5 separate regions of the Homo sapiens genome follow, and regions 2, 3, 4 and 5 are each linked to region 1. The links are chromatin loops, found by intact Hi-C in ENCODE. Cell type or tissue: GM12878. All regions are shown on one strand. Region 1 has its middle 60 kb from the start of TOP1. Region 2 overlaps TOP1 (DNA topoisomerase I). Region 3 overlaps ZHX3 (zinc fingers and homeoboxes 3). Region 4 overlaps TOP1 (DNA topoisomerase I). Region 5 overlaps PLCG1 (phospholipase C gamma 1).

Evidence for each region. Peaks named below come from ENCODE experiments on the same cell type or tissue, not always from the same donor. Only the 100,000 strongest peaks of a DNase experiment are listed, where the experiment ranks them.
Region 2: it touches region 1 in a loop (4-fold over the local background); 17 of 110 quality-filtered maps call a loop at or near these places.
Region 3: it touches region 1 in a loop (8-fold over the local background); 24 of 110 quality-filtered maps call a loop at or near these places.
Region 4: it touches region 1 in a loop (4-fold over the local background); 17 of 110 quality-filtered maps call a loop at or near these places.
Region 5: it touches region 1 in a loop (8-fold over the local background); 10 of 110 quality-filtered maps call a loop at or near these places.

What each region holds. Positions count from the first base shown.
Region 1 is chr20:40,966,009-40,971,008 of GRCh38, reverse strand. No RefSeq gene overlaps it. Among named protein-coding and RNA genes, the nearest start is that of TOP1, 60 kb to the left of the region's middle. In GM12878, CTCF peaks have their summits at 2,095 (motif pointing left) and 4,782; a DNase peak (open chromatin) is centred at 2,072; H3K4me3 peaks cover 993 bases; H3K27ac peaks cover 292 bases.
Region 2 is chr20:41,061,761-41,066,760 of GRCh38, reverse strand. All of the region lies in intron 3 of TOP1 (DNA topoisomerase I), which reads right to left. Among named protein-coding and RNA genes, the nearest start is that of TOP1, 35 kb to the right of the region's middle. In GM12878, CTCF peaks have their summits at 2,109 and 3,151 (motif pointing right); a DNase peak (open chromatin) is centred at 2,190; H3K27ac peaks cover 2,080 bases.
Region 3 is chr20:41,230,090-41,235,089 of GRCh38, reverse strand. The region is part of intron 2 of ZHX3 (zinc fingers and homeoboxes 3); the gene reads left to right. Among named protein-coding and RNA genes, the nearest start is that of MIR6871, 64 kb to the right of the region's middle. In GM12878, a CTCF peak has its summit at 2,556 (motif pointing right); a DNase peak (open chromatin) is centred at 2,649.
Region 4 is chr20:41,076,351-41,081,350 of GRCh38, reverse strand. It overlaps TOP1 (DNA topoisomerase I), which reads right to left. Exons shown (of 21, transcript NM_003286.4): 5 at 3,714-3,769; 6 at 1,171-1,266; 7 at 111-186. Among named protein-coding and RNA genes, the nearest start is that of TOP1, 50 kb to the right of the region's middle. In GM12878, a CTCF peak has its summit at 2,806 (motif pointing right); a DNase peak (open chromatin) is centred at 2,880.
Region 5 is chr20:41,171,071-41,176,070 of GRCh38, reverse strand. It overlaps PLCG1 (phospholipase C gamma 1), which reads right to left. Exons shown (of 32, transcript NM_002660.3): 25 at 3,782-3,878; 26 at 3,426-3,650; 27 at 3,194-3,342; 28 at 2,537-2,651; 29 at 2,258-2,419; 30 at 2,060-2,148; 31 at 1,760-1,947; 32 at 1-1,604. The coding sequence ends at 1,562. Among named protein-coding and RNA genes, the nearest start is that of MIR6871, 4.5 kb to the right of the region's middle. RefSeq lists an enhancer at 2,507-2,556. In GM12878, a CTCF peak has its summit at 2,764 (motif pointing left); no DNase peak of the experiment used is centred here.

The DNA.
Region 1 (5,000 bases):
CTGAGGTTCCTTGACTTAATTTCCTCCCTCTGCTTCTATCTGAATTTTCTCCTTTTTTTTTTTTTTTTAAGTCAGAGACTCGTTCTGTCACCCAGGTTGGAATGCAATGGCAAAATCTCAGCCCACTGCAACCTCTGCCTCCCTGGTTCAAGCGATTCTCTTGCCTTAGCCTCCCAAGTATCTGGGATTACAGGCACCTGTCACCACACCTGGCTAATTTTTGTTTTTTTTAATACAGACAGGGTTTCACCACATTGGCCACGCTGGTCTTGAACTCCTGACCTCAAGTGATCTGCCTGCCTCGGCCTCTCAAAGTGTTGAGATTACAGGCATGAGCCACCACGCCTGGCCTTCTCCTTCCTTCCTTTTGATTGTCCAGATCCTGCTCCATTTTGATTCCATGCTCAGTGCTATGTGATCCTGTCCTGGAAGGGAAGCCAAGTGGGTCAGTGTTGAGGGTTCTCAAGGCTCTACCGCTGCAGTCCCTTAGTCCTTGCTGACTCTCACCTGCTCCCGGACTGGGCGAGACCCTCCCAGCTTCTGCTGCTGTCTCCAGTTGTCCCTCCTTGCTTCCTCGTGAATACCTGCTGGCTCTTTTGGGATTCTCCTGTTCTTAAGTCCATCAGAGGGCTCCTTGTTTCCCTCTGTTGGCTGCTGGATGGGGCACCAAGGGCCAGAATCTAAACCAAGGAAGCCTCCCTGGGGGAACGTAGGGGGACCTGATGACATGTAGGTGGCTATGGGAGGGCTGTGCTTCCCCGCTTGTGTTTTGGTGTTCATGGGGATACCTTATCATCTAATTTTAAGCGAACATTGTCTGTAGGTTTTGCTTTTGCTAATCTGACCTGCTTATTTTTATTTTTTATTTTTGAGACAGAGTCTCACTCTGTTGCCCAGGCTGGAGTGCAGTGGTGCGATCTCAGCTCACTGCAACCTCCACCTCCCGGGTTCAAGGGATTCTCCTGCCTCAGCCCCCCAAGTAGCTGGGATTACAGGCGTGCATCACCATTCCCAGTTAATTTTTGTATTTTTAGTAGAGATGGAGTTTCGCCATGTTGGCGAGGCTGGTCTCAAACTCCTAACCTCAGGTGATCTGCCTGCCTCGGCCTCCCAAAGTGCTGGGATCACAGGTGTGAGCCATTGCGCCTGACCTGACCTGCTTATTTTTATGTAGAAATTTGGAGGGGTTCAAAAACTGCGCTGGCATTGCTACCAACCATCTTCCCAGCCAGTTCAGTATTTTTGATGCCAGGTGCCATACTGGGCCACAAGGAAGAGGAGATGTAATGATAAATGTGTGTAAAAGCGTGTAAAGTGTCCGGTCATCCTAAGTGTCCTGTAACCCAGCTGATCCTGCCTTCCGCTGCCCTGCAGCTAAAAGCAGGCTGCCTGAGCCAGCAGTGGCAACCCACTCAGGTCCCCTTCCACACTGTGGAAGCTTTGTTTTTTCACTCTTTGCAATAAATCTTGCTGCTGCTCACTCTTTGGGTCCACACTGCCTTTATGAGCTGTAACACTCACCGCAAAGGTCTGCAGCTTCACTCCTGAAGCCAGTGAGACCACGAACCCACCGAGAGGAACGAACAACTCCAGACGTGCCGCCTTAAGAGCTGTAACACTCACCGCGAAGGTCTGCAGCTTCTTTCCTGAGCCAGCGAGACCACGAACCCACCAGAAGGAAGAAACTCCAAACACATCCGAACATCAGAAGGAACAAACTCCGGACACGCCGCCTTTAAGAACTGTAACACTCACCGCAAGGGTCCGCGGCTTCATTCTTGAAGTCAGTGAGACCAAGAACCCACCAATTCGGGACACACAGCCACGCCTGACCCTCTTCCTCAACTGCTGCCGGCTTGACCTCTGGTCTTTGTTCCTGGCTCAGGGGATGGGGCATGCAGTAGGGCACGTCCCCACACTTGCTGTCCTGAGGCTGGGGGACCCCCTGGCCTTTATGCCCTTGTCTTGCCTGCTGGAATGTTTCTGAAGATTTCCTTGTAGAGTGGGTTTTGAAGAAGAGAAAAGAAAGACCTTTGCTCGGCGGCCCGTAAAAGAGATGGTCCGGAGAGCAAGGCCCTGCTGTGAGCATGCCCCGCCATCTGCTGGCCATTTGCTTAATTGCAGCGAGGAGGGCCGTGGGGGCTCCATGCCTTCATACTCAACCAATGACTTGGGTTAATTCCTTTTTCCCTCTAGCTGAAAACGTTGTATTTATTAAATACACCGTTAAAGTAATGATAATAAAGGCAAGCAAATAAAAAGTTTTCCCACACGGCCTCACCCTCCAGACAAGCGCATCTTTTTTTTTTTCTTTCTCTTTAATCATAAATAAAAGTGTGGGCTGGCACAGTGGCTCACACCTGTGATCCCAGCACTTTGAGAGGCTAAGGCAGGAGGAGTGCTTGAGCCCAGGAATTCAAGACCAGTGTTGGCAACAAAGTGAGACCCTGTCTCTACAAAAAAATAAAAAAAAATTAGCCAGGTGTGGTGGTGTGTTCCTGTAGTCTCAGCTACTCAGGAGGCTGAGGTGAGAGGATTACTTGAGCCACAGAGGTTGAGGCCGCAGTGAGCTGTGATTGTACCACTGCACTCTAGCCTGGGGGTCAGAGTGCGACCCTGTCTCAAAAAATGAAATAAAATAAAATAAAATAAAATGTGTATTTACTGTATGGAGACTGGGCCCCTGTGTCCTTCCCTTCTGGCTCTGGAAAAGGGGAGAAAGAGCTCAGATTCTGTAGCCCCAAAATGTTGGCTTTAAATCTCACTTCAGTCACAAGCTGGGCGAGGTGGGCTGGTTAATTCACCTCTCCGTTTATGAATCTCTGTGAATCTCTGTGTGTTAGGCAGGATAACATCTCTCCCCGCTCACCACCACCAAAAAAAAAAAAAAAAAAAAAAAAAAAAAGATGTGTGTATCCTAATGTCTGGAATGTATGATTATCCCGGATTATGCAGGTAGGCCTAACCTAATCACAGGCATCCTTAAATACAGAGAACCTCTTCTGGCTTCAGTAAGAGAGATGTGACATTGCTGGCTTCGACGCTAGAGGAAGTGACTATGAGCCAAGAAACATGGGTGGTCTCTGGAAGCTGGAGAAAGGAAGGAGATAGATTTTCCTGAGAGCTCCCAGAAGGAACACAGCCCTGCTGACACCTTGATTTTAGCCCATAGGGCCTGGGTTGGACATCTGACCTCCAGTCAGAAAATAAACTTGTGTTGTTTTAGCCACTGTGTGTGTTAATTCGTTGTTGCAGAGATAGGAAATGAGTACACTGCATTATGTGGGCAATAATAGTACCTATTTCTCTCTCTCTCTCTCTTTTTTTTTTTTTCCTGAGACAGAGTCTCGCTCTTGTTGCCCAGGCTAGAGTGAAATGGCACGATCTTGGCTCACTGCAACCTCCACCTCCCGGGTTCAAGCGATTCTCCAGCCTCAGCCTCCAGAGTAGCTGGGATTACAGGCTTCCACCACCATGGCTGGCTAATTTTTGTATTTTTAGTAGAGACGGGGTTTCACCATGTTGGCCAGGCTGGTCTCGAACTCCTGACCTCAGGTGATCCACCCACTCAGCCTCCCAAAGTTCTGGGATTACAGGTGTGAGCCACTGCACCCAGCCTAATAGTACCTATTTCACGGGGTGGTGGGGAGAATGAAACTGGAAAACTGTGGGGGGTGCTTTGTAAATTGTAAAACATTTTATAAATGTCTTAAGGTCTCCTTTAGGAGGATGTCCCTTTATTATTTTACTTATTCCAGTTATTTTCTGAGCATCTACTGTGTGCCAGGCATTGCACTAGTTGCAAGGGGTTACAGGAGTGAACATAGTCCCTTCTTTCATGGGGCTTACAGGTCACGCGGGTAGCAGGACATTAAAAGGCCATGCAAGCATATGCATCACGGAATTATAATTGTGATGTGCGCAATGAAGGGATTGTCACAGGGAGCTGTGAGAGTGTGGAGCCAGGAACCTGCCAGACCTCAGGTTTCAGGCCCCAGGCTTTGGGCAGGGTCTCCAACCTCTCCAGGTCTCATTTTCCCACCTAGGCTGGTCCGCCCTGATCATGGATAGGGTGCCAAACCAGAACTCAGGCCACAAACAGCCTCCTAGGGGCCATCAGATGGGTCTATGCTCATCCAGAAATCTGGGGCCTTACAGGGAGACTCCTGTGCTGGTACATTGGGTGTTGGGGTGTGGAGTCCTTGTTTGAGTTCAGTGAGGTCAGAGCTGCTTGGAATGATGGGCACGGGAGAAGGCAGGGCTTGGCACATGGCCCCAGACTGCGAGCCCTCAGGCCTTCATCTTTTTCTTTAACAATTTCAGAATACGGCTTACCAGGCTGGGCTGGGCTCAGGCCTGTGGCTGCAGGGAGTGAATCTGAGTCGGGGTTCAAGGCCTTGTGGCCACAGATGAGGGGACAGCAGCAGGGACACTTTATTGGGCTCTAGAATCCTCTCTCTAGTGGCAACCTGAGCTGCCCTGTGTTGTCTCCTGGGTTTTCCAGAGCTGCCTGGTAGCCCTGCCCTAGGCCTCCTGTGAAATGAACAGGATCCTTTGGAAACAGACTTCCAGGGGGCACAAGACAGTCCCTGTGCCCCAACAGACCACAGAATCTTATCCTGCTAGTGGTGCTTTTTGATGGGGACTGGAGGCTCACAATGAATTGCAGAGTTGAGACAAGCAGAGGACCCTCAAGGCCAAGCCTGGGTGCAGATCAGAGTCCCAGGGGACCCCATGCCAGTGAGAGACCAGAGACAGAGCAGGAGCTCTGCTGTTACCTGGTGGCAGATTTCGGAACTGCTGTTGGATCAGATGCCTCCTCTCTTGGGGTCTCGACTTTCAGTTCCACCCTGTTTAGCTCAGCTCATCTCAGCTCCTGACAAAGTGGACAATAGAGAGGGCCCAGAGAATAAATTTGGTAGAGATGGTGGCAAGTTTGGGCCATAGAGTCCCTTTTGCCTTTCACTATCCTAGCACTGGCCAGGTTCACCATAGTTCTG
Region 2 (5,000 bases), 96 kb before region 1:
AACACAGTAAAACCCCGTCTCTACTAAAAATATAAAAAATTAGCGGGGCATGGTGGCGGGCACCTGTAGTCCCAGCTACTCGGGAGGCTGAGGCAGGAGAATGGCATGAACCCGGGAGGCGGAGGATGCAGTGAGCCGAGATTGTGTCACTGCACTCCAGCCTGGGCGACAGAGCAAGACTGTCTCAAAAAAAAAAAAAAAAAGAAAAGAAAAGAGGCACAAAAGTACATACAACAAATTATTGAATTTACCTACAATATGATCTTGGAAAAGTATGCTTTTAAATAGATGTAAAAGTGTCATCTCTGCACATCTGTAGAGCAGTTCACAACTGAAGAGCTTCTATATTTATTGACTCCCATGGTTCCCCTGTGAAGCATGTATCAAGATGAAGATGAAGAAACTGAGTTGAAGAAGGTTAAGTAACCTAGCCAAGATCACGAGACTTAAATGGATGTACAAGGATGAGGATTTCTTCTAAAAAAATCACATCCCTTTTTTTTTTTTAAGAGAAGATTTTTGTAAAACAGGACAGGGCCAAACTTATATGTCTCAAAGCCCTTTATGTCACTTTTACTGTATCTTTCCTCCCAAAACAAAGTAGAATGTGTTAGAGAAGATAAGTTTTCAAAAGCTTATGTTTTAAATATTAACCTCTTTCTTCTTAAAGTCTTTTGGAATTTCTTCTTACAGCCTAGTAATATAAAAATCAACATTCTTCATCTGATCTGTAAGCAGGTCTCTCACCTCCTCAGATGATACTGTTCACGGTCAAAGGTTATCTAATTTTTTTTTTCACACCACATCAATTAGCACAGTAAAAACATAGCAGGCAGCCACCCATTGTTGGACATGATCTAGCAATTCTACTCCTAGGTATACACCCCGGAGAATGAAAGTGGAACTCAAACATGTATTTGTAGCCAAAGGGTGGAAACAACCCAAGTGTCCATCAACAGATGGATTTTTTTAAATGTGATTACAGGCATACAATGGAATATAATTCAGTCATAAAAAAGAATGAATTTCTGATACGCTACAATACGGATAAACCTTGAAAACATATTAAGGGAATATAGAACAGATTTAAAAAAGATAAATATTGTATTATTCCACTTATATGAAGTACTTAGAATAGGCAAATTCATAAAGATAAAAGGTAGAAGGGAAAGAGAAAAAAAGACAAAGTAGAAAGATATTGGGACAGGGGAACAGAATGAAAAGTTATTATTTAGTGAATTCAAAGACTGGGATGATGAAAAGTTCTGGAGATAGTGGTGACAGTTGCATACTATTGTCAATGTACTAAATGCTACTTTAAAACAGTAAATTTTGTTATGTTTATTTTACCACACACAATTGTGTGAAAAATGAGATAAGCCAAAGTGACTTAATAACTATCCTATAGAAGATTAAGAGTACGTGAGAAGAAAGAGAGATGGGAATTAATGTACCCATAGATCATCCACTCATTAATTCAATAAATATAGACTAGTAAGTGCCAGCTATCTGCCAGGTACCATACTAAGCCTGAAGGATGCAAAATGAATACAAAAGGCTGGGCGTGGTGGCTCACACCTGTAATCCTAGCACTTTGGGAGGCCAAGGTGGGCAGATCACTTGAGGTCAGGAGTTTGAGACCAGCCTAGTCAACATGGTGAAACCCTGTCTCTACTAAAAATACAAAAAATTAGCTGGGTGTCGGGGCACGCACCTTAATCCCAGCTACTTGGGAGGCAGAGGCAGGAGAATCACTTGAACCTGGGAGGTGGAGATAGCAGTGAGCTGAGATGGCACCACTGCACTCCAGCCTGGGCAACAGAGTAAGACTCCGTCTCAAAAAACAAACAAACAAACAAACAAAAAACCAGCCCCCCGCCCCACCCCAGAAAAAACAAAAAAGATCCCAATTCTGCTTTCAGGGACTTTAGAGTCCAGGAGGCCATAGGGAAAAGTAAAGACACAATTAAATATAATAATTATTACACTAGGAATATATTCAAGGCACCAGAGAGCACACAAAAGTGGCATTTAATATGAGAAGGAGGGTAGAAAGGATACCTGGAACAAGTCAAGTCTGAGCTGCAACTAAAAGAATGACAGCAAAGGGGCAAGAGAGTATTACAGAACCAACAGCATGTTTAAAGGCTTAGCGGCATCAGAAAACATGCTATGTTTAAGGAACTGAAAAGAAGTTCACAAGACCAAATATGGAATGTGAAATAAGGATAAACAGCAAAACAGGTAGCAGAGAAAAGACAGCCAAAAACTGTTAAGGAATGACTGTGCATTAGAAAGAGGTGAAAAAGGTGGCCAGAAAGATGGAGAGGCATGGAAGCATTAAAGCCAAAGAAGATGGTTTAAGGAGAGTGGGGTCCAAAGTATGAGCTATTTTGGCACATTTCGTGTGCACTTAAAAAGAATGTATTCTAACATCATGGTAATGGTACAGAAACACTAACAGCATGGTAATGGTACAAAAACAGACACATAGACCAAATGGAACAGAACAGAGAACCCAGAAATAAAACCACACACCGACAGCAATCTAATCTTCAAGAAAGTCAACCAAAATAAGCAATGGGGAAAAGACTCCCTATTCAATAAATGATGCTAGGATAACTGGCTAGCCATACGCAGAAAACTGAAACTGGACCCCTTCCTTACACCACATACAAAAATCAATTCAAGATGAATCAAATACTTAAATGTAAAACTTAAAACTGTTAAAAACCCTAGACGACAACCTAGGCAATACCATTCTGGACATAGGAACGAGCAAAGATTTCATAGCAAAGATGCCAAAAGCAATTGCAGCAAAAGCAAAAATTGACAAATGGGATCTAATTAAACTATCAACAGAGTTAACAGACAACTTACAGAATGGGAGAAAATATTCACTAACTATGCGTCTAACAGGTATAATATCCAGAATCTATAAGGAACCTAAATGATTCAACAAGCAAAAAACAAGTAACCCCATTAAAAAACAAGCAAAAGACATGAACAGACATTTCTCAAAAGATGACATACAAATGGCCAACAAATGTATGAAAAAATGCTCCACGTCCCTAATCATCAGAGAAATGCAAATCAAAACCACAATGAGATATCATCTCACACCAGCCACAATGGCTATTAAAAATCAAAAACCAGCAGATGGCTCACAAGGCTGCAGAAAAAAGGGAACACTTATACACTGTTGATGAGAATGTAAATTAGTCCAGCCACTAGGGAAAGCAGTTTGGAGATTTCTCAAAGAACTTAAAAAAACAACTACCTTCTGATCCAGCAATCCCATTACTTGGTATGTATCCAAAAGAAAACAAATCATTTTACTAAAAAGACACATGTACACACATGTTCACTGCAGCTCTGTTCTCAATAGGGAAGACATGGAATCAACCTAGGTACCCAGCAATGATGGATTGGATAAAGAAAATGTTGTACATATCTACCACGGAATACTATACGGTCATAAAAAAAGAACTGAATCATGTCCTTTGTAGCAACATGGATGCAACTGGAGGCTATTATCCTGAGCAAATTAAGGCAAGAACAGAATACCAAATACCACATGGTCTCATTTTTAAGCAGGAGCTAAACATCGGGTGCTCATGGACATAAAGATGGCAATAATAGACACTGGAGACTACTAGAGCAGAGAGGGCGGTAAGGGTTGAAAAACTAATTGTTGGGTTCTATGCTCAGTACCTGGGTGACAGGATCATTTGTACCCAAACCTCAGCATCACAGCTATATACCCAGGTAACAAAGTTGCCTATATGTACCCACTGAATCTAAAATAAAACCTGAAAAAAATTAAAAGCGGAAAAGTAGACAGAAAGAAAAGAGAAAATTCTAATATTGTTGGATGGGAAAAACCTATAAATGTCGATTAGATCAAGTTGGTTGATACTGTTCAAGTCTTCCATATCCTTAATTATTTTCTATTTGGACTAAAAATTATTGAGAAAGATAGTAAAATCTCTGACCATAATTATGAATGTTTATTTCTCTTTGCAGCTCTATCAGATTTACTTCATGTATTTTGAGGCTGTGACGTTAGTGGATAAACATTTATAACTGCTATGTTCTCCTAATGGGTCCCTTTTATCATTATGCAATGAACTTCTTTATCCTTGGCAATATTCTTTGCTGTACGGTAGATATTAACATAAGCTAGACAACTATAAACTAGAAAAGATGTAGAGTAGATTCAACTACTGAGATTAAATTTACCAGAATAATGAAAATGGAAACTAGATGATCAAGTGATAAGAGATAAGTGAGGGATAGGGAAAAAAGGCCACAGGCATGATACATGATTCCCAAAGAAATGTCCCCAATAGAGAAAATTAAATCTGGTTATTTTAATGATTCGCGAAAAAGAACAGACTTAGAAAGCAATTCTCACTTTAACTTGTCTACAGACAATCAGACAAGTTAATAAAGAAGTTCTAAGAACTCTACAATGGAGACACTTGTTCTAATGTGTGACAGATCTTTACATTCCCTAACCTAGCTCAGGCCACTATGGGAATGGGAATACCATATGGCTTTCTCACCAACAACTGTCTTTAAATCAGAATGGAAGTACAAGTCCTCATTTTCAATAACTAGATTTAACCACTTGCCTCCTACACCAAAAAAATGGGAGCAAAATGAACAAAAGAAACATCTTCTTGAGGCTTGCATCCCAAAAGGCAGCACTATTGAGTTTCATTCATATTGGTGATTGTAGGCTTTTGTGGGAGCCGAACTCCTCTGATAACATGATGAAAGCTACAAATAGTCTCTCCAGGAAATCTCATATACTCAACCATTTGCATATAATTTCAGGGGCTAACAGACCATGGAAGCCCAAGTTAAGAATTTTTAATGTAAACTCTTTAAAATATAGAAAGAAGAAAAAAAATCAGGTCTCCAATCCAGTTACCTTTTATCAAGGCAAGCTTGCTACAGACTTGATTAAATGCCATCATGTGTCACAATGAATC
Region 3 (5,000 bases), 260 kb before region 1:
TTCAAAATTATAACTGTCTCTCATGGAAAAGAGGCTGCCTGCTGGTTTGGCATGGGGATAAGTGAACTAGCTGAACTATACTCATTTCCTACTAAACAATGTATAGCTGAATGCAAGTGAGAGAGACTTACAAGGACAACCTTGAACTATCTGCCAGTTTGTTCAAAACAAAACCAAAGAAACTTACCAACTCTTGTATTTCATGTCAGCAGTGACAAAGGCTTACTGAGCTCCCCAGTAGGTGCCTGGCCCTGCATGCTGCTTCTAGAATGCCAGCAGGAAGGCCTGGCCGAGCAGCCAGCTGGCTGTGGAGCCCTTATTCTAAGACTATGCTGCCACTTTCTTGTGACACTGGAGTCAAAAGCAAAAAGGGGCTTGCAGCCAGTAACCAAAGGGCTGTATTCAAGCAGTGACCTATTTTTACACTGTAATCGGGTTGGGTTTCCCTTTTTCCCTCGCGAGGCAGTAATCTCAAATTCTTCTGAGTGCTCAAGAAGCCAGTTCCCTGTTACCTTTTTGGCTTAGTTGTTTTTCACTTTGACATAGGTCACTCTTAACTTGAGGACAGGAATATCTGTCCCTTTTCCCTGATTTGAGGGTAGGAGTTGGTTTATGTGTATAAAATGGAGAGATAGGAAAACATGAACCAAGGTAAGGAGGATAGATGGCTTCTGAGGAGGAACAAAACCAGGTGAACTAGATAGACAAAGGTATTTGGGATCATAGGTCCAAGGTTCTGCCCTTTCAAACCCTAATCACACATATGAACTAATTACTTAGCTTAGTCATCAAATTTTGCTTGTGCTTCATATGTGCTGAGTGTCAGAGGCGTAGTAATAAAAAGGTAGAACTCTTGCCTCAGCCCACAGTTTTGTGGGGGAGGAATCTTGTACCCACAATTGCAATGCAGTGCCACCAGTGCAACAGGGAAGTTGGGCCCGAGTGAGGCTGTTAGATGTTGCTGGGGAGGGGGCACCAAGAAGGGTATCAGAGGAATTCCTCCTAAGCTTCTTAGTCAGACCCTTTGCTACTCCAGCCTGTCTCGCTTCCATCAGATCAGTGCCTAGTCTGTACTGCGTTTTTTGTTTGCTTGTTTGTTGCCATTTAGGTCTGTGCTATGTACAATCTGCAAGGGTGAGTTCTTCAGGTGGGATTTTCATGTCTCTTCAAGGAGACCTTTGGGACTGGAGGACAGTGTGCCACATGGCTCCATTCTTCAAAAGGTGACATGTCTTGGGACTTTATGCCTAGGATGATACATATTCCTGTCTTGTCTGCCTGGACAACTTCTTTTCATCCTTTAAGACTTGTTTTTAGCATAAGTCCTGCTCTCACAGGATGTAAGTTCTGTTCTGATGTCCTGATAGTTCTTGTCCGGTCTCTCCATTGCCTTTTTCCTCTGTTCTTGGCATGTAGAGCCTTGAGCTTCAACTCATGCTTCAGCTGATCTATTTACACCCGTATCTATCCATGTTCCCCTACTGCACTGTGAATCTCAGACACAGGGCATATGTTTTATTCACCTAGGACATACCAGTTGCTTAGCAATGGTGAGTCACATGAAGGAAGTATGTGTGTCATGTGAATGAAGTTCCCATCTGGCAACAAGATGGCTAAAGATACTGAGAGGGCTGCAAAAGATTCTTGATTGGGTCTCAAACTTTTTGAGCTCATTGAATGTCTTTTGTACTTAAAAGGATATTAGGAAGGTTTTGCAGCATAAAGCCTAGGAGGATGTAAAAAGTGGCCGGCTGGGATTTGGCAGACAGAGATCAGTAAAGAAGGGTGTATACACCACAACATAGCAGGGAGAATGTCTAAGGGAACACCCCCATTTAGGTGTTGCTTAACTTTTATATGTAATGTACTCCTGAACACAGGGCAAAATTCACATTATCTGGCAGATGTTATCATGTCTCAGCATTGCATGGTCATGTGCCAGCTAGTTGTATCAGAGTCTGAATTCAGCATTCAAAAGGTGATTGGGAAGAATCCAAGTTTGCTATAGGCAGAAGTTGAGGTTGCTTGTGTAACAGGCTTCCTGGTACCTCCTGGTAACAGGGAGAAATGCATCGCAGGTGCTTGATAAAGATGGATGTAGCGATTAAACGAACCCTAAGACCAGCCTTGTGTAAGTTTCTCCTGACTCTGTCATGGTTTGGAGCTTACATTTTGAAAAATACTGATACATATCAAGAATTTTCCAGCCGGGCGTGGTGGCTCATGCCTGTAATCCCAGCACTTTGGGAGGCCGAGGCGGGGGGATCACGAGGTCAGGAGATCGAGACTATCCTGGCTAACACGGTGAAACCCCGTCTCTACTAAAAATACAAAAAATTAGCCGGGCGAGGTGGTGGGCGCCTGTAGTCCCCCGCGGGAGGCTGAGGCAGGAGAATGGCGTGAACCCGGGAGGCGGAGCTTGCAATGAGCCGAGATTGCGCCACTGCACTCCAGCCTGGGCGACAGCGAGACTCCGTCTCAAAAAAAAAAGAAGAATTTTCCTAGATTAGAAGACAGCTATGTACACCAGAGGGTGCTGTGTTTCAATTTTCATATCTCTTTCTTTTCCACTCCTGTGGTTGTATGCTACGTGATTCATTTGAGGACTAGCCAGTTGAGAATTTGCCCTCAACAAAGGACTGTTGAAGACCTGAACACACCCTACCCACTTGCTGCTTTCCCAGCATAACAGATGAGTTCAGACATGGCTACACCACACACTCCCCAGGTCTGCTTTGCTGTATACTAGTTCTTAACCATTGAGTTCTTTGTTTAAAACTAGACCTTTTTTTTTTTTTTATGCTGCAGCGTAAGTCCATTTTCAATATTCTTTCTCTGGTGAAAATGGAGACCATCTGGTCATCATTCTCTGTGTAATAACAATGATTGAAGATGGTTATTAAGTCACCCTTCGGCCTTTTCTCTTGCCTAGGCAAAATTGTCTTCGTTTCTGTGGCCATTACCCATAAATCTCATTTTCCAACCCTTTAATCATCTTGGTGGCTTCCTTTGAAAACAACTTCAAAGGCTGTTTCACTGCCTCTATTTTGGTGGGGTCTGGGCTGTCAGCGTCTAATGGTACGGAATGTGGTTGTTTTAACCATCTAGTTTCCATAGCTAGTTTCCACATCTCCAGGCCAATCACTATCATTAACCATTAGGAGGTGCTTTACCATCTTTTCACTGTGATATACTTTATAAATATTATTGATTAATGTGTTGCTTTGACTGAATACAAATTTTAGCTTGTGAATAATTTTAGCTGTTGGCTGATAGAATTTTACACCCTTGTTTATGGCATTTGAGGTTCTTTTCTAAGCTATTTGATTCTAAGTGAATATGTTATCTCTTATTAGAGGATATGTTAATTTTCCTGCATTTTATTCATTTATTAACTTAACATCTCTGATTGCCTACCATGTGTCAGGCTCTGTACTAAGGATTGAGGACCCAAAGATGAACAAAACATGGGGCCTAATTCAAAGATTTCACAATCTGGAGAGAAAGTCAGCCACATACAAAAAAATTATAAGGTAGAATGTGCTATAAAAAATGATTTAGGTACAGTGGAAGTTTAGAAAGGCTTCACTAAAGATGTCGTATTTGAATTGGGTCTGAGCATGAATTAGTCTTCAGGTGAGGGAGGGGGTTAAAGAAAACTCTAATGAAGGAACTCTAGTATGTGTGAAGGCAAGGAGGCTGGTGTGTTTAGGTTGCAGCAAACCAAGTACAACCAGGCTTGGACTTGAGTGACTGGAAAGACAGGAAGATGCCATGCTGAGAAAAACTGCCCATGCCAAGCTGAGAAATGTTCAGCAGAAACATAAGGTGAGCTGCATATGTCATTTAAAATGTTCTAGGAGCCACATTTTTAAAAAATCAAAATTAACAAGTCAAAAAATAAAAAGCAATGGGGGGAGATTAAATGCATATTACTAAGTGAAAGAAGCCAATCCAAAAAGGCTACATACCTGTATGATTCCAACTATATGACATTCTGAAAAAGGCAAAACTATAGAGACAGTAAATGATCAGTGGTTGCCAGGAGTTAGGGAGGAGGGAGGGATGAACAGGCAGAGCACAGAAGATTTTTAGAGCAGTAGAACTATTTTGTATGATATTATAATATTGTAGATACATATCATTATAAATTTGTCCAAACCCATAGAATGTACACCAAGAGTGAACTCTAATGTAAACTGTGGACTTTGGGTGATAATGATGTGTCAGTGTAGATTGATCAGTTGTAACAAATGTACCATTCTGGTGGGGAATGTTGATAATGGAGTAGGCTATGCATGTGTGGGGCAGTGGGTATATGGGAAATATCTATACCTTCTGGTCAGTTTTGCTGTGAACTTGATCTAAAAAATAGCCTACTAAGAAACACAAGTCAAATTAATTTTAATAATACATTTTATTTAACCCAATTTATCAGAAATACTAATATTTTAACATGTAATTGATATAAAAGTTATTAACTAGATATTTTACTTTTTTTGGTACTGAGTCTTTGAAATCTGGTCTGTATTTTACATTTACAGTACATCTCAATTCACATTAGCCACATTTCAGATACTCAGTACATACATGAGTACCTATGGCTAGTGGCTGCTGTGTTGGACAGGGCAGGTCTTGAAACCTGGACTTGCCTGACTCAGAAGCCTCAATTCTCAGCCACAGTGATATCCTGCTCCCTAAGTACTATAATGATAAACACAAGAGGAGAGGAGCTTTCAGATGATCATCTAATCCCATGACGTTAGCTGTTGCTCTCCACACTGCCCGGTGGCTCCAGTCTGAAGCATCTAGGCAGTGCTGTCCAACAGAAATACAATGAGAGCCAATACGTGATAAGTGTCCTATGGGCCACATTGAAACAGTAAAAAAAAAAAATCTAAGAATATATTTAACCCAATATATGCAAAATATTATTTCAACATCTATTTAATATTAAAAATTGTTAATGAAGGCATATAGACCAATGGAGTAGAATGGAG
Region 4 (5,000 bases), 110 kb before region 1:
GTTATAACAAGCCAATAAATATCTAAAACTCATTTGTCTTAAGAAGTTGCTTACTGGAAAACTCCCACTTCCAAACTCAAGCCCCAAAGGACCTAAGTCTCTTTACTAACCTCTTCTTCTTCTAGTTTTCTTTTCTTCTCCTTCTTGGTATCTTCTGTTTTAATTTTCTTAGGTTTATAATCAGCACTAGAAAGGGGAACATGAATACACAGTTAACATAATTATGATTCAGGAGTTCTCACTCATAGGAGACCTACAAACTCTTGGATGCCTCCATGGCAAGAGTAATCACTGTTATTCTTGGCTGGGCATTCTACGGTCAAGACTAACAGAAATAGAGAAAATAATGAAGGTCAGACCAAAGAGTAATAGTTATAGCCCTATATAGAACAAAACAAACCACTTACACCGGCCTGGAAGCAAAATAGGGTGGGGGGATATATGCAGAAATAAATATCATTATCAGATGAAAGTCTGGGAAAAAAAATAAAATAAAATAAATAAAAATAAAAGATGAAAGTTTGGGAACCAAACACACAGCACACTAGCTACCACATAGCAGTAACTCACTGGAATGTGGAGGAAAGAAATTCTATATTGAATGAATACAAATGAGTTCACTAAGTATTTCCCTTCTCCCTTTCCATCCAATTTCTACTATAACAATAGCATAGTAAGCTATATAAGAGTGAAAATAATGAATATAATTTAATCTCATTGAATCTGGGGAAAGAGATACATGTAAGCCTCGACCGTTTTATGAGCAGTTTTATTATTTTTACACACTGAAACTTCACTTAGAATGTCTGACAGGAATAGGTCTAAGAGAAACTGCTTTAAGTTATCTGTGGTAGGCAATAAGAAATTTTAAGTAACTTAAATAATTTATTCTTCATGAATTCTGTATTATTTGAAATTTCTACAATAAATATCTATTGCCTTTTCAGTAATAAAAATTTATATAATCTTCATGTAAGCCTTGGGTATACTACTTGTTTAGCAAACTCTACTTCTCATAGTTCAGAGAAATCAGTCCATTAATCACAAATTCCAAATGAGTAAAAGCCAATTAATGCAGTTTCTATATGTATTATAAAGAAACACATCACATTTATTCTTTAAACTCCTCCTTTTTGTTTTCAAAAGTCAAAGTTTTAAGAAAATACTCACTCATCCTCATCTCGAGGTCTCTTTAATGGCTTTATATCCTCTTTAGGAGGAACAAAATAGCCATCATCTTCAGGTTCATCTTTAATTTGTGGTGGACTAAAGAGAAAAAAAATTGCTGGTCAGAGTGCTAGAACATCTGTATTCTATTAATACAAAGAAGGAATATGTCATTTCGTTGAAAAGAAGCTAACAGAAATAAGGATAACCACGTACATATCATGAAGATGTTCTGTGAGCACTTTTTCTCACTTCAATCCTGTGAAGTAGATAGTATTTGTCCTCATTGTACAGGTGAATGGGCAATATCAGGATTTGGGATCAAGACTCTTTATTCTAAGTCAGAATTCTTTCTCACTATTTCTTAGCTATCTTTGCCAGCATGGCACGAACCACTCCAGAAATAAACCTAAGGTGTTTTCTTGCCTTACATGGAAACCTACCATATATTTGACCCCACAATCTGAACTGATTGTTCCAGTACTCTAAAAGCTAAAGTACAGCTTTTACAAGGAAAGGAATAAACATTGATTTCCCCAACTTAGTACCTTAAAGTTCTAAAAATGTGGCAATAACGTACATGTATATCTAGCTACATGGAAAAATAACCAAGCTGACAACATTACAACAAAAGTAGGGCACGTGTTAAACCAGAATAAACAGAAGGTATCCTATGCCAAATCTATTCATTGTTCAACGTCCTAACTTAGGTTTACTTTATATACAGAAGAGTGTCTCACTACTATTTGTTAAGATCTTACCTTCAAAATATAAATATAAAAAGACAATCCTTTGAGACAAACATCTTGAACCAAAACAGAGAAGGAACAAGTAAAAAACACCATAGAGCCCAGCAATCACTGCAGCCATGGGATGCTCCCTGGCCTGGCACATCTCTTCAGAACCTCACTGCCTTAACTTAGTACAAGAAATGGCCTCCTTACATGCAGCTGCCCCCTGTGGAGGGATCCAAGGATTAAGAATCCCGACCCCACTGCAAAGTATATTCACAGGGTTTCAAGAGTACCTCCGACCAAAAAAAGCATACTGGGTCCCCTTGCTTGTGATAGAATTTGAATGTTTAAAGAACTTATTTTAGCACCCTAACCAAATGCCAGCTTCTACAGCTGTTCCCCCTCCTGCCTGAATACTGACACAGACCCTAGGGTCCAGAAGGAAAGAAAGCCTATCATTTACCCAACTAGTTAAGTAAATGCTAGATCCTAAGTTTGTCACACTGAAGACAAAAACTGTGGGAAGGGTTACTTAGGTCTGAAGGAAGAAGTCCTAAAACAATTTACCTGAAAACTGTATTCCAGTGAAGCATCTGGATTCTCTACAAAGACATATACACAAGCCAGCAAGGAGTCCAGCAAAGTGAACATAGAGACCACTGCCTCAAAGAAGGCTGTGTTCCTAATCTTCTAACCCAAAAAGTCTGAAAATGAATTCATGACTATGCACCAAGTCCAAAAAATTTATTCATATCAGTTTAATAAAAATCCAAGGCAGTCTCTTGGCAGAGATTAGCCCAGCAGTGCCTCCTCAGTCACTTTATCTCAGAAATCAAAATTCCTAGGGCAGCTTGCAGCTCTAATGCTTCCTGAATTGTATTATTCTGCATTCCTAGAACAATTATGAAACATGCCTGAAGAGGGCACCTGCTTTTCTCCTTGTCTAAAGGACCCCAGAGTACCAGGCACAATTGTCAAAAATTTTAACAAATGAAACTGAAAGTTCAAAGATTCAAGGAAGCAAAACTCTCAAAGTGTTTTGTCCCAGTCAATAATGCAAACACTTACAACCATTTCTAATAAATCCTTTCTGTCATTCAGTGAAGTGAGAATATGTAACAATAAACATCTAGTTGTTTCGAAACTAGAGGGGACCTCTGGGCTTATTTTAGGAAATTGAGGCTGAGGAAAACAAAATTATAAAGGTAAAAACAGTATAGGAAGTAACCTCTAGATTTTGCGCATTTTCCTCTCCTTCTAGAAAAGAGATAACATAATTCTACCCAAATCTACACTCATCCCTAACATGTAGGTCAAATGATCTTTTATATATAAGCCTCCCAATATTACTAATGATGAAATCAGACTAAGTGATTTTTCAGAAAACTCCATAATCGCTACTGAATATGAAGTTTCTTTTTAGAGAAATGAAAATGTTCTGGAATTAGTGAAGAGGCTGCAATACCTTGTGAATATACTAAAAAAAAAAAAAAAAAAAAAATGGTACACTGTATACCATTAAAATACAAATTTTGTGATATGCAAGTCAAATCTCAATTTTTAAAAATCTCTCCTGTCAACCTTCTCTATTCGAAATAACCTTCTGGAAAATGTGCTGGTCAGTCTCACTATATGGCACTGTAGAAAGGCTCAGGTTGGCTTAGACCGAGTCTTCTCACTGCTGAGCTTCTGGGAACCATCAAGATGGCCAGGTCAGTGGGTTTTGGGTTAACTCAGACAACACTACAACACAGGCAGCTGGCCTGCTGTCCACCCAGAGAAAGGGAAGCCCACGCAGCAGCAAAGTCTTACCTAGAGAAGCCATTTTCCTTCTCCTTCTTTATTTTTGCATCCCCAGAGGCTCGAACCTGAAAAGTAAAACAACAGTAACTAGTACCTTGAAAGGACTAAATTTGAAGAAACCTCTTTTTGAGAATATGTAGCATCAGTTCCTGGGACATCATGATCACAAGCTGGCTCTTATGTTACCAAAACTGAACAGATGAACTAAAGGTCCTGAAATGTGTCCAAAACTCGTTTTTAACAATTCTTCTGGGTGAAACTGTCCAACTCACTGAGAAAGGTTTCCCTTAAAAATGGCAGCTTTTTACTTTTAAGTGGTGGCAGGTCTCTTTTCCCCAATAAATACATTCCACTACTCAAGAATTTGCCATTGGCAGTGCAGAGAGGAAACAAAAGCAAAAACCAAACAAACAAAACATATAAACTGGGCCAGATGTGATGGCTCATGCCTGTAATCCCAACACTTTGGGAAGATGAGGTTGGAGGACTGCTTGAGGCCAGGAGTTCGAGACTAGCCCCGCCAACACAGTGAGACCCCCATCTTTATTTAAAAAACAAACAAACAAAAAAGTAGTCTATGCCCTGTCTTCTATTACTTAGGCAAAGTATACTCATGACCCCCTCCCCTTTGACTTCCTGCTTTCTAGATTCGTCAGAAAATTTATCTTTCAAAAAAATCTTCATATATACACACAAAGGGATACACACACACATACAGATATACAGAGTATCTATGGAAGAATACAAAACATAATCAGTATAGCGGTTGCCTCTGAGAAGGATGGGAGACAGTGAGTCAGGGGTGAAGAGATGTCTTCTTCACCATATTCCTTATTTCATAGTATCTGAATTTACCAAGTACAAAAATTACTTTTTCAAAGCTAAAATAAAAACAATCTCTTTTTAAAACTATACAGAGTACTATTCATTCTCAGCTGGGTGAGCCTAGTCATTTTTAGAAGGCTTGCACTGGTTATGCTGGAACCAAATGCCACAAAAGACACCAGCATCACTAAATTTTCACTCGGGAAGAACCTTTAATGAACAGAAGACCATCAAGGCATTAGGCCTTCTCCCAAAAACAATTAATTTTCCCTAATGCATTCTCAATGTATTCATTGGCAATATAAAGTAAAAAAGGTAATGATATGGACAGATCTGCCACTGTGAAACATATGGTGGTAAAAGGCTTAGTTTTTATAGTTTAAGACTACAGTTTGCTCTAAATTCTCCTGACAAGAAACCTTTCACTTCAAGACCAAGGGATCTTACTATGCAATTAAGATATCTGCTTTC
Region 5 (5,000 bases), 210 kb before region 1:
CTGGCAGTGTTAACGAACTGAATGCAACATTTTTGAAAGGAGAGGTTTCTGTGGAACTGGAAAGGGGCTCTGGTTGTTTCCAGCTCACCACCAAAACTGGCTGGCCACAAAGAACCCAGGCAGGATGTACTCTGCTCAGACACACCCTCAGAGGGTGGGCAGGAGAGAGTGGACCCACAACTCCTGTTAGCCCAGAGGAGGGGTTACAGCTCTTGCTGCTTAACCTGAGAAATTTCCAGAAATTTCCTACCTGCTTCTACTGCAGAATAATCATCTGGCGACTGTTTCTAGTGAGCATGTCCCATGCAACAGGCTTTCCTGAGCCCCCGAAAGAGCATACAAGTCAAAGGAAAAAGGACATGAGGATGATTTATTTGGCAGTCAGATCTTAAGAGGGCAGCAGAACTAGCAAATGGCCAACCCTGAGCCCAAATGTGGGCAGTAGGTTTGTGTGTGCTGAATGCTGGCTATGCTATGAGGCACCTTTGCGCCCACGGGCCTGGACCCCGGCCTCTGTCCTCAGAGGTGAGGGCTGCCTTTCTAACCTTCCCATCTCCATCCCTGGATCTTTTTACCAGTTAGAAGCTGCAGCAAGGATGGCAGCTTCATTCAGCACCTAACTGCCTGTACCCCACCCACCCAGGAGTCAGGCAACTCCTCAATCCCTTTTTCATTCCTCAGGGAAAGCATACTGAGTCTTCTTTGACTTAAAAACAAAAAACCTCACCAAAATAGGCTCTGCTATTTCTTCTCTTCCCACCCTGGCCCGCCCCCCATTCCTGACAGTGCCTTACATCACAAACTAAGTCCTCTTAACACAGCAGGCAGCCCACCTGCCACTCTCCTCTCCAAGGTTTCCCTACAGGGGTGAGGAGCAGGAGGAGTAAATAACTTAGTTACAATACCATTGAGACGAAAAATAATACTGCTATTTTTAACATGATCCCCTGTATCTTTCAGGCTGGGTCATGTTCCCAGCCATGGGCAATGTGCCCTTGTGCTGTGTCCTCCTCCTCAGGCAGGGCAGAACCCTTCTCCATGCAGGCCCTACATTCCTCTGCCCTGGCTCCAGGGCCAAACTGCAGGGGCATCTAGCTTCTCACCCTGCCCAGCTGTGGTTTTAAAGCTACAGGACAATGTAAACTTTGTTTCCCTGGCCCAGCAAGGCTCCTCCTCCTCCTCCACTCTTAGGAATGTCAGTAGCTCCTTGGAGTCTCCTGTGCCACTGGCTGAGGCAGCCTCTCTCTCCAAGGGGCTTCGGCCATGGTCCTGGCCCCACAAGATGGAAGGATCCATCTCCAGAAGTCAGGGCCAGATGTGTGTGCTTAATGCGAAACACAGTACAGTTTTTGCCTTCATCCAGAGCTGGGGCATGGAGGCCCAAAACAGTAATAACATCTCATTAATGGCTTGGTTTCTGTCTAGCATTCACTGCTGGAATCCAGGCTTCAGGCTGCGAGACCCGGAAGGCCGCCACAGGGGGCTGCTTCCAAAGAACCCAGTTCGCGGCATTCTACAAGGCGCACAGCACCTGCTGCTCTCCAACGAGGCTGGGGTACAACTAGAGGCGGTTGTCTCCATTGACCCGAGTCCTTCTTGGGGCCCTGGACAGAAGGGAAGAGTGTCCTTACTGGCAGGCAGGGCCTTGCAGCCCAATGCCAGACAATATTACAACTTTTCTACCCAGGAGAAAGAAACACTGAAGAAGGAGGACCTAGCCACTGCCTTCCTGGCTCTAGCACCCCTCCATCTTCCTCACCTTCGTTCTCGACTGTCAAAATGGTCTGCGAGATGCTCCTGGGAGATGCGGAAGTCCTCAAACGGCTGCTGGTAGCGGGATTCAAAGGAGCCTTCCCGGGCTCGGCCATGAAACAGCTGGCCTGAGGCATCTGAGCCCCGCTCCCGCAGGGACGTACCACTGAAGGGACTGAGGTCACCATTCTCCTGCTTCAACGAAGCCAGGTGCACAAGAGGGTCAATGACTCCTCTGCACTTCTAGAGGCTGCTGCCTGGCTCTCCTCCCACCTACCCCAGGCCAGCCCACCCCTGCTGCAGATACCTTGGCAGGGAAAATGTCAATCTTGATCAGCAGGGAGGCCAACTCCAGGTCCTCACTGTAGTTGTTCTTCAAAGGCACTGCTCTGTATCCTAGGAGGAGGAAAAGCCTGGCCCTCAGCCCACGAGGGACAGAGCAAGGGGCCCAGCCCCACCCTGCCAGCAAGATTGCAGGGGCACTGCCTCCAGGAATGGTCCTCACCTGTCTTCAGGCCTTTTACTGGGAAAGTAGCCTGAGCCAGGAAATTCTGGTCACTAAACATGTCTTCCTCATACACCACGAAGCGCAGAAAGGCAAATTCAGGGTTACTGATCTGGAAGTGGAAGGGCTTGGCTGGCCATACAGGGTTGAGTCCATTGTCCACTGTGAAGGCAACGACAAAAGGCTTCAGGTCACCGTGGGAGAGGATGGGATGACTGGTGGGGAGAGGCTTGCAGTGCCCCAGCAGGATGAGGAGGATGACTGGGAAGACAGACTGACCCACAAACTCTGTCTTCTGCTTGGTGCTGTCATACTCAGCTCCAGCCACCTCAATCTCCACAAAAGGACACACAATGCCTCGGCCATTCTTTGGCAGATGTCGGGCCCCCAGCACCTGTAGGCAGACAAAGAAGGGCCTGGGATTGTCCTTCCTGCTCCCTCCAATTCCCCACTGCGGAGGCTCAGTCAGCATCTGTGGAGTGGAGGCAGCGCGCCCTCTGCTGGGCCCCCGGGACACTGCCCATGGAGTCCCTCACGACATCAGGGACCCTAAGCTGTCCAGAGCAGCTGCTGCCTGTAGTTTATCTGAAGTCTGAGCTTTAGCCAAAATTTCCATGTGAGTTTTGCAATCTACTTCATGTTAAATCCATTACTATTTTAACACAGAAATCTTTTAAATGACCTCCCCTTAGGGAAAAAAAAGATCTCATCAGAACAAAACAAGTCATCAGAACAAGTCACACCATGGCTCTGCACGTCCTAGATGCATACAGTGACTGCATGCTATCTTCACCCCTTCAAAGACTCAGCTCAGGCCCCACCCACCCTGACCACCTTGATGCCTGAAAATACCTACTTTTGGAGAACTCAACATAAACAGACTCCAACGGCAAGCAGCCCCTTTCCTACCCTGAAGCCCAGATGAGCAGCACCCACCTCAATAGAGATGGCACATGGCTCCAGCCCGCGGAGGCTGCTCTTGTCAAAGGGGTCGAAGGCCTCATCCCGCATGGTGCTTGGCTGCAGCACGTAGCCACAGTGCCTGCCCGTCATGAAGAGGGCCTGGTTCATCTGCATAGGCTTGTCTGGAAGAGGCAGATTATGGTGTATTCCAGTCCAGCTGCCCCACAGTGCCCCTCCTCACCCTCCTCACAGGGGACTTCCTCACCAGGGGTCTGGAAGTTGAGGGCCACAAGCTGACTGCCACAGATCCACATGGGCAAAGGATCGTAGTTGGAGGAATCCAGTCGCTGGCCCTTGGGGTAGATGCGGGAGAGCTGCAGTCGATTGTACTGAAGGAACTTCTTGCCTTTGGCCTTGTTCACGTATTTCTCAGCCTTGGTTTCCGGGAAGGATGACATGTCCCGGTAGCAAGCACGTTCTGTGCCAATCTCTGGGCCAAACAGGGAAAACACTTACAGAGCCCGCCCACCCAGGAAGTGTTGGGGGGATACCTAAATACTCTTTTTGCACCCACCAGGCCCTCCAGGCACATGCACACCCCGCCTGGGCCCTGGCCCTTACTCTCTTCATCAAAGGGAACAGGCCGGCAGTAGACGACAAGTTCAGAGAGCTCCAGGGCAATCTTCTTCCTCCGTTCCATTATCTTCCCTTCAGTGAGCTGGTGACACACACAAGGCCCTGTAGCCCCAGGCTACAGCCCTGCCCAGGAGAAGGAAGCCCCTGCCAACCTTGGGCATGCCCACACTGCAGGTGCTCTGGGCCCCTCTCCCACCTTCCCCTGTACCTTCCAGACACCACACCCAACAGTAAATGAGGGAGCTCTGTCCTCAGCCTCATCCTGAAATCATCTTTCCTCTTTTCTGTCCCAGAGGACACATTTGCCCTCCAACCCTCTTAGGGGGGGTGGGGGATACAGACTCCTCATCACCACCCATGTTCCCAGTGACCTTCCAGGGATCCTGGAATTGGCCACACTCCCAAATGACACTTTCTGACCATTTATTACCCAGCCTCATGCTGGGGTAAAAATGATTCTTCTGTGTTACCTGTGACTGCACTGGGGATACAGGCCCCTGGCTTGGTTTCCATCTGTGTCCTAAGGATGATCCTCACTGCCTCAGCGCCCCCAACTCAAATATAACCACCCACTCTTCATGGCAAATCTCCATGCCAAATCTCTACAGAAGCCCACTTACAAGCACCCCAACCCATCCTCTCCTGGAGGACTTTCTTTCAGTGGCTTTTTTTTTTTTTTTTTTTTTTTGAGACAGAGTCTTGCTCTGTCGCCCAGGCTGGAGTTCAGTGGCGTGATCTCGGCTCACTGCAATCTCCACCTCACGGGTTCAAGCGATTCTCCTGCCTCAGCCTCCCGAGTAGCTGGGATTACAGGTGCCGGCCAACATGCCCGGCTAATTTTTGTATTTTCAGTAGAGACAGGGTTTCACCATATTGGCCAGGCTGGTCTCGAAGTCCTGACCTCAAGTGATCTGCCCATCTCGGCCTCCCAAAGTGCTGGGATTACAGGCGTGAGCCACCACGCCCGGCCTCAGTGGCTCTTACATTCAGACTCTTCCCTTTTCAGCCTAGACCCCCAGATCCAGTCCTTCAACCACCTGGTATGCCAGCACCTTTTCCTTCTAGGGGACAGCCTGGCAAGCACCCTATCCCTTCTCTATTTGGCTTGCGGGTGCCCTCTCCAAAGCAGCTACAGACCCATCTACCAAATGCACTTGGTGAAAGGGCCACCAAGTAGGAATTCCCTAACCCTTGAGAATACTTC